Linked DNA regions of Mus musculus: region 2 is linked to region 1. Evidence: chromatin contacts called from ENCODE Hi-C or POLR2A ChIA-PET data. All regions are on one chromosome and are shown on one strand. The core of a region is the stretch at or near the end of the contact, and the rest is flanking DNA. Distances in the headings are between cores, read along the strand shown. Region 1 holds the start of Sh3bgrl (SH3-binding domain glutamic acid-rich protein like). Region 2 overlaps Sh3bgrl (SH3-binding domain glutamic acid-rich protein like).

Region 1 (5,910 bases), core at 948-3,447:
ATCTTTTCAGGTTTTTTTTTTTTAAGATCCCATGAGAACACTTGCCCCCAAATTTCTAAATCATTTGTTAAAAGGACAATGCTTTTTTGCTATCTTAAAGAAAATTTCGGTACTGCAAACTGAAATTTCCTTCCTCAAGGAAACAGCCACCGCCCCATTCATATTAAGTAGTTCTCCTTTAAGATACTCTTTGTACTATTTTAGGATTATTTTTTAAAAATTGCCAGAGTATAATAAGAAATCTTTCATTTTGGCATTTTCATAAAAATGTAATTAGTGCATTAATTATCCATGAAGAAACAATAGAAACAAAAGACAAAACAACATGAGTATCTGTCATTTGAATCATCTAATAAACTCTTAATCCTTTCTTGGGCACTTAGACATTTTATGTCTTAACAAAGAGGGGGGGGTGTGACTCTATTACTTGGTGAAATTCTTAAAGCAGTTTCTCCTTGAGTTTACTTCTGGGAGAGAAATAGAAGATAGAGAAAGCAAAGAACAAATACCAGTGTTGAAACTGCATACCTCACAAAACAACAACAACAACAAAACCTAAGTGCTTGAGAGGGTCAATCTAATAAGGATTAACCAAAGGCATTAAGCTGGGTTTTGAAAATGCAGTTAATGTAGTAGATTGATATTCGGTAACCCATGTTTTACTCTGAGGTATCAGAATGTTAGGTATGGAAGACAAGATGCTTCTAAAGTAGGGTCCAAAGGAAATAATAAACATTTCTATTTTTTCAAACAAAACGTTTGCTCCATAACTTTAAGAGTAGGCTTCCTTATATTTTGAAAGCCCGTCTAAACACACCCACACATGTTGGCAAAGACAAAGTTCAAGGTTCATGGTTCTGGTGATTTCATATAGCCTTCAGCTCTATTCCAAATCCTACTAAATGTAAATGACAACAACCCAGCAACCTGGGATCTCTGCCACTCTAAAGCTAGAGGAGTTTTCTACATTCAAATTCCTGAGCCCACACATCTGCTTCTGCCACTTGAGGGCCTTTATTTTTCCTCCTGGGGTTGCTGGAACAGAAGCTCTTTCATGTGACAGGAGTATGCATTCCAGCTTTCACCTCAGTTTACCCAATGTTCCTCAGATATGGTAAAAACTGTTATTCTAAGTTAACAATTGGCAAATGAATCAAAGAAGAAAACCAAATCCTATGAAGAGCCAGCAACTCAGTTGCCACATGTTCTTGCCTCCATTTTCAACAGTCTTGAAAGAGTGGGTTTTAGAAAGAAAATCTTTCGAAGGAAAGGAAAAACTCAAAATAAGATCCAGTGGGGGGGGGGAGGTCTCATACAACATTATTTTTTTTAAATGGCTTCATATTCCAGGAAGAAAGAGAAGGGGAGAGGAGGAGGGGAAGGAGGTGGAAGAGGAGAAGAACTTTTTTAAAAAATCATTTGTATCATTGCCCCTGACTTTCGCCTATTTTTAAAATTATATACCCCACCTGCACGCTCTCTAAATAAGTCCATTCCAGTGGCTTCACAATAATTCCAGTACTCAGAAGTCTTCCCTTCCCTTCCCTTCCCATCAGCACCCTCATCCTTTACAGAAATGCACTACTTCCCCTGAACTCGGTACTCAGAGCATATTTCATAAATGTCTCACTCTAAAAAACCTGAAAGCCACTTGTTTTTTATTTTACTTGACTTCACCTAACCGTGAAGTCCCTTTACCAGTTATCTCCTAAACTTGGTAGTTTTCTTTTTCCTTTAGAAACGAACACTAACGTCTCAAGGCAAACAAAGCTAACTCCACGGGAGAAAATAAATAAATAAATAAATCGACGCAACAAAGGAAGAAAGGAAAGAAGGGGGTACTCTGGGCGATGCTTGCGTCTTCTAAGGAGAAGCTTCCAGTGTAACTTCTTCAATTTAACGGTTCTGGGGCAGAAGAGGACTAGTGTGTTGGAAAACAACAAAGGTGGGCTCCCACTCTCCTTACCGCCGTAGAGCCAGAAGAAGATGCAATATATACACGGATCACCATCCTGGAAACAAGGGCTTCTGGTCGGTCGCTGGAGTCTTGAAAAGGGCTGGGAAACAGCTGCAGCAACGGCTGGAACCGAGCTAAGGGCCAAACAGAGGTTGGATGAGGAGGGTGGGGGAAGGTGGAAGGATAACTGGCCAGAGCCCCGCCTCCACCAGCGGCTGCTTTCAATGAGCTTCCAGCTCTGCAATCCCAGCCCCAAACCCCGGAAGGCTCAGGCTCATTTGCATCATTTCTAAATTGTTTTTTTAAAACACAGGATCTCGAACAGCACCGCGAGATCTGTTGAAACAATTCTTTTTGACTATTCCCTCTCCGGGAAGGGGGCAAGGGAGAAATAAAAGAAGGGGTAAGAAAAAAAGAAATATTCGATTAGAATAAAGGACCGGTTCCCATGAACACCAGAAGTTTTGCTTGTTACTTCCTGCTCAGAAATGTATGCAAATAAGATAGCCTAAAGCTAGCTTTATATTGAATCCAGACACTACTTTAAATGTCTTTAAGCCCACGTTATCAAAGCCTTGTATATTTTAAGATGCCAATAATGAAGTAAGTGATTTTTTTTTAACCTTAGTTGGCAGCAGGAGTTGAATACTGAAAAGCTGCACGAGGAGAGGAGGAGGGCTGGAGAGAAGTTTCAAGTTTCCCCAAACCGGAAAGCACAGAATAGGTTCTTTTTGTTCAGAGTTTTGCTAAAATATGGAACATTTTTTTAGTGAGAATTTGCAGGAGATCTAAGCGACAACTCTAGAATGAAGGAGGAAATTGCAAAGAAAAAAACTACAACCCTAGAATGAGAGGAAATTGCAGAGAAAAAAAAAAATCAACAAGTCCAAAATGAGGAGAGGAATTGCAGAGAGAGAAAAAAAAAAAGAAAAAAGAAAAGAAAAGAAAAAAACCAATCATCTGAAAATACTTTGGAAGTACTTTTTTGCCGTTGCTGTCTCATACCTGTAATCTCTGCCCTTGGAATAGTAAAACATGATTGCCAGGAATTAGATGCTAGACTATGCTACAGGGTAAGTCTCTTAAAAATCAAAAATCAACCAAACAAAATGACTTTCTACAAATTATCAAGTACAGTAAATGAGAAAAATCTAGCCACCATCTTCATTACCAACATCATGGCTACTGTTAATTTTACTTGCCAATTCACTTGATTAGAAAAATCTTTATAATCATAAATCATAATCATGATTTTGAAAAAATCTATATTGTTTCTTTTATGTTATCACTGTACAACTTGTTTGGAGTTCTACATTAACTGTTTAGACTTAGAGACTCTTAAAATGAAAAAAAAACAGGAATAACAAAATATTTCTAATTAGTCTATAAACTATTGAACACAATCAATTATTCCCAGAAAACTGAATGGTAGCATTAGCAAAGAATCTGGTGGGCTTTATCTATTAGAAAAATGAGGCTAGATGTGTAGATCTCTTATAGATCACACTAAGACCCAAAGTTGGATTTCAAGTACATACACACATGCACGCACACACACACATACACATGTACAGTTCTGTAATAGATATACTTGTCTTAGTGAATATAAGTCAATAACTTGTTTTATACATAAAACCTGATGATTCTTAATGATAAGACTTCTGATACATTTTTAGGAGAGACTATTACCAATATTTCTAACATAAAGGTAATGGATATCCTTATGCCGTTCTTCCCTACTTTGAGCTATCCTTGAGATGGGTATCATAGAATGGTCATTACTGCTTAAATTTTCTATAGAGAAATTGCCCGAGAGCATTTGCCTGGAAAGGTTACGGTGAATTTGAATAAACTGGGTTGGATCAAACAGTATAATCTATTTCCTTAGGAAATCATGACAACCAAAGGCCAGTGTCTCTCAAAACTTAAAAATAAACCCAGATTGTGTGCAGAAAACTTAGAAGACCCTGAACACCAATGAATGCCATAGCCCTTACTACTCAGTTAAGATTACTTGGGTTCAGGAATTCCCAGCCAGCACAGTCAACTTAATGACATTGTGTCTCTTAATTGAACACAGCCCCAGGACCTAAAGATAATTTCCCCTGTGTTACAGATCAGCTTTTCCAGGTAGGGATAGAGCAGGCGACAAGAAGTTAAAAGTAATGGTATGGAAGGAGAGGGTATTTTGAATTGTTATTTATTATAAATTGCTATGTACAAAAAATATACTTTTGTATTCTCCTATGTTAAAAAAATATGATCTTGAATGGTTTTATGTGTTTCAAATTTATAGGCATACCAAAAGTTATATAAATAATTCTCTTAGCTAGTTTTTTGACAGCTTGACCCAAGCTAGATTTATCTGGAATGAGATACATCAAGTCAGAAAACTCTTGTAGGAAAGTCTGTGGGGCACTTTCTTGCTTAACAGCTGAGGTGGGTGGAAAAGAAAACTGACTCCTAGGCTGGACAGATGGGTCAGCAGTTAAGAGCACTGACTTCTAAAGGTGCTGAGTTCAATAAACAGCAACCACATGGTGGCTCACAACCTTCTAAAATGGGGTCCAATGCACTCTTCTGGTGTGTGTCTGAAGAGATCTACAGCGTACTCATATAAATAAAAATAAATAAATCTTGAAAAATAAAAACAAAAGAAAACTGACTCCAAAGAACTGTCCTTTGATCTCTATACATACACCATGGGCACATGTGTGACCAGGCACACATGAACACCACACAAGCAAACATACACAGACACACATACACAAACACATGCACACATACTGCCCATGTGTATTGTTCACACATAATGATAATAATAATAATAATAATAATAAATGCAATTTTACATTTTAATATTTCATACAGAAATGCTGATAAACTGAATAGACCCAAGAGATTACAGTTAAATTTTATTTTATTTTTGTTGGATATTTTCTTTTTTTTCTTCTGGATATTTGCTTTATTTACATTTCAAATGTTATCCCCCTGAAAATCCCATCCCATCACTCCTCCCGCTGCTTCTATGAGGGTATTTTCCCACCTACCCACCCACTCCCGCCTCCCCACACTGGCATTCCCCTACACTGGGGATCAAAGGCCTCTATTCCCATTGATGCCCAACAAGACCATACTCTGCTACATATGTGGCTGGAGCCATGGGTCCCTCCATGTGTACTCCTTGGTTGGTGGTTTAGTCACTGGGAGCTCTGGGGAGGTCTGGTTGGTTGATATTGTTGTTCTTCCTATGGGGTTGCAAACCCAAATGATCCAAATGAAAGGGGACCCACATTAATAAAAGAAACTTTACTAAAGCTCAAATCACACATTGTACCTCACCCAAGAGGAGTAGACTAGACATCAGGAAAAAATCAAACTCAGGGCTGAAATCAACCAAGTAGAAACAAAAAGGACTATACAAAGAATCAACCAAACCAGGAGCTGGTTTTTTTGAGAAAATCAACAAGATAGATAAACCCTTATCAGACTAATTAGAGGGCACAGGGACAGTATCCTAATTAACAAAATCGGAAATGAAAATGGAGACATAACAACAGAATCTGAGGAAGTCCAAAAATTCATCAGATCCTACTACAAAAGCCTATACTCAACAATACTAGAAAACTTGGATGAAATGGACAATTTTCTAGACAGATACCAGGTACTGAAGTTAAATCTGGATCAGATAAATCATTTAAACAGTCCCATAGCCCCTAAAGAAATAGAAACAGTCATTAAAAGTCTACCAACCAAAAAAATCCCCAGGATCAGATGGGTTTAGTGCAGAATTCTATCAGACCTTCAAAGAAGACGTAATTCCAATTCTCTTCAAACTATTCCACAAAATAGAAACAGAAGGAACACTACCCAATTTATTCTATGAAGCCACAATTATGCTTGTAAGTAAACCACATGCAGATCCAATGAGAGAGAGAAAAAAAAGAGAGAGA
Region 2 (5,794 bases), core at 2,677-5,176, 47 kb before region 1:
GGTACAAGGATCTCCCTAGGAAGGGGAAACAGAATAGCTTTTCAGGGTGATCTGGGGGCAGGTGGTGTTGGAAACAGGAATGATCAGGTTTGGGAGAGGGAGAAAACACCAGGAGAAATGACTGGAGGGGGGGCGGTATTCCAGGGTGAGGTAGAAACTCTATAGAATCTATAGAAACTCTATAGAATCTACGAGAGTAACCCTAGGAAACTCTCCTAGTAATAGGGAGCACCTGAACTGGCCATATTCTGTAACCAGGCAAGGCCTCAAGAGGAGGGATTGGGACACCAACCTAACTGCACAACCTTTGACCTACAATTCGTCGTCCCTGCAGAGGCCACAGAACCTTCGACCTATATACAGTTTGCCCTGCCTGTAGAGTATTCTGGGACCAGAGCCTAGCATAACTGTCTTCAGAAAGACCAGAGAAACTTAATCCAGCAACTGATGGGAACAGAACCAGAGTCTCATAGCTAAACATTAGACAGAGCGCCAGAAGTCATAATTCAATTTTTATTTGGAAAACATATCTTTTTGAAAAATCCTTGGACTAAACGTGAAGTATCATATTAGAGTGATTAGTACTTAAACTACATTTCATTTAGGCCCACATACATCCTTCTAGCAAAACTTCTTGTGCACAGGAGTAACGGAAATAATCAATGTTTGCATACAGACTTTCCTCCATCCTCACAATTTCCAAAATAACACTTGTGAATCCTAAAGCAAAGCTGATGAAAAGTTTGTACCTTTATATACATCATCAGAGTTCTATAAAGTACCTAAAAGTTAACATATTCCATAACAGGGAGACTGCTTGTCTAGGTAAAAATAGATAGATAGATAGATAGATAGATAGATAGATAGATAGATAGATAGATTAATTAAATGCAAGCAAGCTGTGAGCTTACCTAAATTAGAGAGAAACTTTGGGCTATCAGAAAGAGTTCACTGCTATTATTTCCCAATTTACCAGATTTCTAATTGCAGCTATTTTAAGAAGACTAGGAGTTGTTAGAGAACTGGCTCAGCAGTTAAGAGCACTTGCTGCTCTTACAGAGGTCCCAAGTTTACTTCCCAGCACTGCATTCACACACAGGCAAACACAAACACAAACATAGTGACTCAGTCACAAGTAACTCCAGTTCCATGTGGAGATCCAACACCTTCTTCTAGATCCCACAGATACCAAGCAGTCACATTGTGCACATACAGATGCAGTCAAAAGACCCATGCACATAGATAAGGAAAAAAATAAATACGTAAACTGCTGGAAACAGATTTGGCTTCTTATTTATACCACTATTAGTTATCACTGTAGATGGATGGCAATGAAGAGAAAGTTAGTTAACTAACATTACAGTTATTGCTTCATGTCCACTTCCTATTCAAAATATCCTGTAGGGCAGGTATCTTGATTTTCATGTTATGGATTAGACTACCAAGACTCATAGTGATTAATGAAATGTACTCAAAGTCACAAAACCAATATATGACGAGACTAAAATTCAAATTCAGATATCTTTTAATAGCAAATCTTACATTATTTCACTACATTTGCCTGCCTTCTTTCGTTTTACCTTCTATGTTTGTTTTCTTTAAGAAATTTTTAGTCCAATAATATGGCTCATTGGGTAGACACCTGCAGCCAAACCAGACAATCTGAGCTGGCTATCTTCACACAGTGGAGAGAGAAAATCAACCTTCACAAGTTATCCTCTGGCATTCACACACACACACACACACACACACACACACACATTAAAGAATCAAACAAATGATATAGAAAGCAATCTATATAACACTGACAAAATCTTTTAAGAAGTAATACTCCCTGGCACAGTGGCTACACATCTATTTCCAGGTCCTTGTGAGAGGATGACAATCACATGAGCCTAGGACCTGAGACCTGGGCAGCATAGTGAGAGACACTATTTCCAAGGCAATATTTTTATGTGTTCTTGTTAATTGTGAATTCTGTGTAACAAAGTATGGTTTCATCTTATTTTCCAAATGAGTATGTGCACAAATGAACAAATTTCCACAGCATTCAAAGAAAAAACAACAACAAAGAAAAAAACAACAAACAAACAAACAAAAACCAAGACATCTGAAACAGCCACTTCCAAATCAGGATTCTCTACCAGTAGAAAAGGTTCAATATTTGACTCTATCTGGTAATGTTATGGGGTTACCAGTTCATTAAAAATGTAACTCTTCAATACAATCTAGGCCTCAATGATTCTAGACATTAAAAATAACAATTATTATGATCTGAAGGAATTTGAAAATTATAATTATAAAATATAAATTCTAAACTAGTCCATGATTTTTAATGATTACATCTAACCAGCCCTTAATCAAAGTCTGGAATAATTCTGCTGCAGGCAAGTAGATGAATTAGTGCTAGAATAATAAGGAAAAAGAATAGATATGCTGAATTGGTTAGCAATAAGCTATATGCATCAGGTCCCTTTTGCATTACACCATGTGTGATCTCGTTGTAAAATATAATGTGATAATTATTATTTATAAAGCGTTTCCTATGAACCAGGCACTGTGATAAGCTCTTTACATGTTTATTTTATTTTAGTCTCACAATAATCTTCTGAAGCAGCTGCTATTATTTTCATTCCAGACACTCTGAAAAAGAAACTAATGCTCAGATGGATTAGGGAACTTGTTCCAAATTACTTATTTGTCCAATCTCTGCCAGAGTAAAAATCACCATTAAAAAACGAAGTATACAGAATAACAAATAAGGTACTGCCATGCTTGATGCCTCCTGCTAATTAGATCATCTGTTGACTTACTGAAGCTCTCTTGAGCGCAGATGTGGCTCATAATAATTTTGTGTATCAGTCTCCATTTCAAAGCCTGGTCTAAAGTAGCAGCAAGAAAACCTGGAGATTATTTTTTTAGTATCATTTTTGTTTATTTTTGAGAATGTAATGTAATTGCAACATTTTCCCCATCCCTTTAAGATTTTTTGTTGCTGTTGCTCTTGTTTTGCAATCAAGCTCAAGGCCTCATATACCACAAGCAAGTATTCTATCACTGAATTACATTCCTATCCCTTACAACATTTTTTTTTTGAACTAGGGTCTCACTACATGGTCCACAATGACCTTCAACTTATAAACTCTTGCTTCAGCATCCTGAATGCTAGCATGACAGACATGCACCACCATGGCACAACTTAAGCATTTTAGAGCACAGTGTTAGTGGCTTGTGATTACAGATTTATACAGGAAATGGCTGTCATGTGAATTATACTGCCTGTACATTTCATGTACATGGACAAATGCAAGTGTAAAACAAAGAGCGTTATGACATGCTTCCACAAAAGTGCCAGTACACCAGGCTACAGGAAATGGCTCTTCAAGGAAAATAGGGTTAACAGGCACCCTAGGCTACTCTCAAAACTTTAGGAGTATCCTTAAAGAAAACCACTTCACACTGTTAGCAGAAATTATCAGAGCTCAATAACTGGTACATGTGCTATTCTAACATTATGGATCTTCCATTCAAAAATGTCAGACTGGTGTCATGCTAAGATTTTTGAAAATAAATCTGTTCATCTCAGCCCCCACACTCCTGCCTTAATCACTGCCATTAAGAAGTCAGTACAATGGTTTTCTGGATAGATTTGAATCCTCTTTAAGAGAATAGCGTTAGAGTAGAATAAAAGGAACTTGGATGTTTAGAAGAAACATTATGAGCAACAAAATGTTCCCAACCCATCTTTCTCTTTGCATAACAAATTCCAGCAGTAAGGAAACTGTGTCCTAAAACCACTTCCTGCTAATGCTACAGGGCTTCTAATTCCGGTCAGACACAGTCACCAGGCAGCCTTTCCATATAAGGATAAGCAAAAACACAAATCCTCAAACAGGCTGATGTGAAGTCACAGGGCAGGCATACGAGAACCAAATATGGTAGCTAAAATCTGCGGCACACAAGATGCCTTTTTTAAAAAAGAAGGCTGTAACCATCAACTCTATCAGTTCCTAAATCATAAGAAAAGCAATAAGCTTGCTAGTGTTAACTAAATGACAAATATTAGCCACACTGCAGTGTGTCGCATAAGCTGGCCATCTTCTTCTATTGACAGGCTATTATGAAATGTGTGGCCAGGGGGTATGCATATAACATCAAAATGGTGTATGTGAATAAGTAAATTCATTCATTCTACCTCCTCTGAAAGACGCAAATAGAGTTCCCAAATGACTCAGAAAACTATCTCTGTCCTACTACAGAAACACCTTAGTGTGGCCAGGGGAAAAAAATCCAGATATGGAATAACTCGTTAAGACTAAATCCTAAGAGGGTCCTTTCAATTACAGGGTAGAACCAGATTCTGAGAGCTGTTGCAGAGCCATAAAGAGACCATAATAACCCTTACTCTTCCCCTGCCAAACATGAGAATTAAAGAGCACACAGAGACATCATCTTCATTTTCAGTGAGCATAGTGTTCCTAATTAGTATGATCAAGTATGTTGCTTGTGCTGAAGGCTGTTAATTCAGACAAAGTCAAGTAAACTCAGAAACTTTTTTTTCCAGTGTGTGGTAATAGCCATGGAAACATTCATAGTTCTTAATCTTGTAATTTCAAGTCCAGATGCTTTAAGTAAATAAACAAAAGAGAGCTAAATGATGTGCCTGAAGAAATTGTGTGTGATATATTCTGGTGAGTTTGTTATTTGTTTCCTTTTGACAGTGGAGATTTGAAAATTGTCTGCATATTTACCCATTCAGACTTGCCTAAATGTTTGTGAAGTAATTACTTGAAAGAATATTGCATGCACAGTGAAAGCAAGCACGTGCTGTATGATTATGTAGCAACAAGGGAAAATATTTACAACATGGGGAGGAAAATCAAGAAAATTATATATTTTTGTGATTCCAACTGTGAAAAGCAAAAAAAAAAAAGGTATATTCTTAAAAGACTAGCAAGAACTTAAACAGATTGCTTCATAAGTAAAATACATCATATATATGAAGGCCTTTCTAGTGGTAGCATATTATAAAGGTAAGGCTGTGCACCACTGAATCTTTGGCACAAACACTCTAAGGTGTTCCTTCCTCAGAAACCCCACCAGAGACTTACTTAGGGGTGGTAGGACTTCTTGTTTATATTCAAGAGAATATGGCAACGTTGATAGGATGTCATTGTTATGTTGTGGGAGATGAGGCTCTCTACGAGACTCACACATGAGTCTACTTTGTTTACAAAGAAGCAAACAAATCCTATAGTCTCGAGGAATTCTGTCAACCACCACATAGCATGAAAGTAGATTCTGCCTTAGTGTACCCTCCCACTCACAAGTCAGTACATCTTGACTGCAGTTTTATCAAGAATACAGCTGAACTATGCCAGGACTTCTGTCCTATAGGCACTGTACTATAATAAATGGATGTTGATTTAAATGGATAAAATTACAATAATCTGCTCTACAGCACAGAAAACCAATACAGGACCAAACAGATTTGGCTTGGAAACTCAGAGAACTTCTACCTATTGTGTATGGCTGAGCAAGCTGATTAACCCTGTGAGTCTCAAACTCATTATCTGTTGATAATAATAATAATAATACCTACCTCTCAGAAATTTTGCACAGAAAATCACAGATAAGAGAAGCCTATTGCATTACCTGCTAGAAAACAGTCGTGACTGTAAATTATAGGTTCTCATATGGCTAAAACCTTGCCTATTTTGCTCATCATGTTACTTAGTATCCACTGCAGGTGTTTTATAAATATATGGTAAAGGAATTAATAAGCGAATGAAAG

What was found. Hi-C counts contacts between places; a loop is a spot of excess contacts on that map. ChIA-PET counts read pairs that join two places held with the same protein, here RNA polymerase II (POLR2A).
Region 2: a map of heart shows a loop between it and region 1 (2.9-fold over the local background). The contact joins the enhancer-like site here to the promoter of Sh3bgrl in region 1. A Hi-C loop is called at or near these places in 4 of 37 maps with a recorded cell type or tissue (all heart). POLR2A ChIA-PET finds 5 or more read pairs at or near these places in 1 of 5 experiments (Patski).

The regions. Positions count from the first base shown.
Region 1 is chrX:109,091,694-109,097,603 of GRCm38, reverse strand. It overlaps Sh3bgrl (SH3-binding domain glutamic acid-rich protein like), which reads right to left and starts at 2,197. Exons shown (of 4, transcript NM_019989.2): 1 at 1,967-2,197. The coding sequence starts at 2,011.
Region 2 is chrX:109,140,508-109,146,301 of GRCm38, reverse strand. The region is part of intron 1 of Sh3bgrl (SH3-binding domain glutamic acid-rich protein like); the gene reads right to left. Among named protein-coding and RNA genes, the nearest start is that of Gm34464, 48 kb to the left of the region's middle. Within about 2 kb of position 3,926, at least 1 of the 3 ENCODE cell types and tissues checked has a DNase peak (open chromatin) inside an H3K27ac peak, as active enhancers do; it is heart, where a contact is called at or near this core.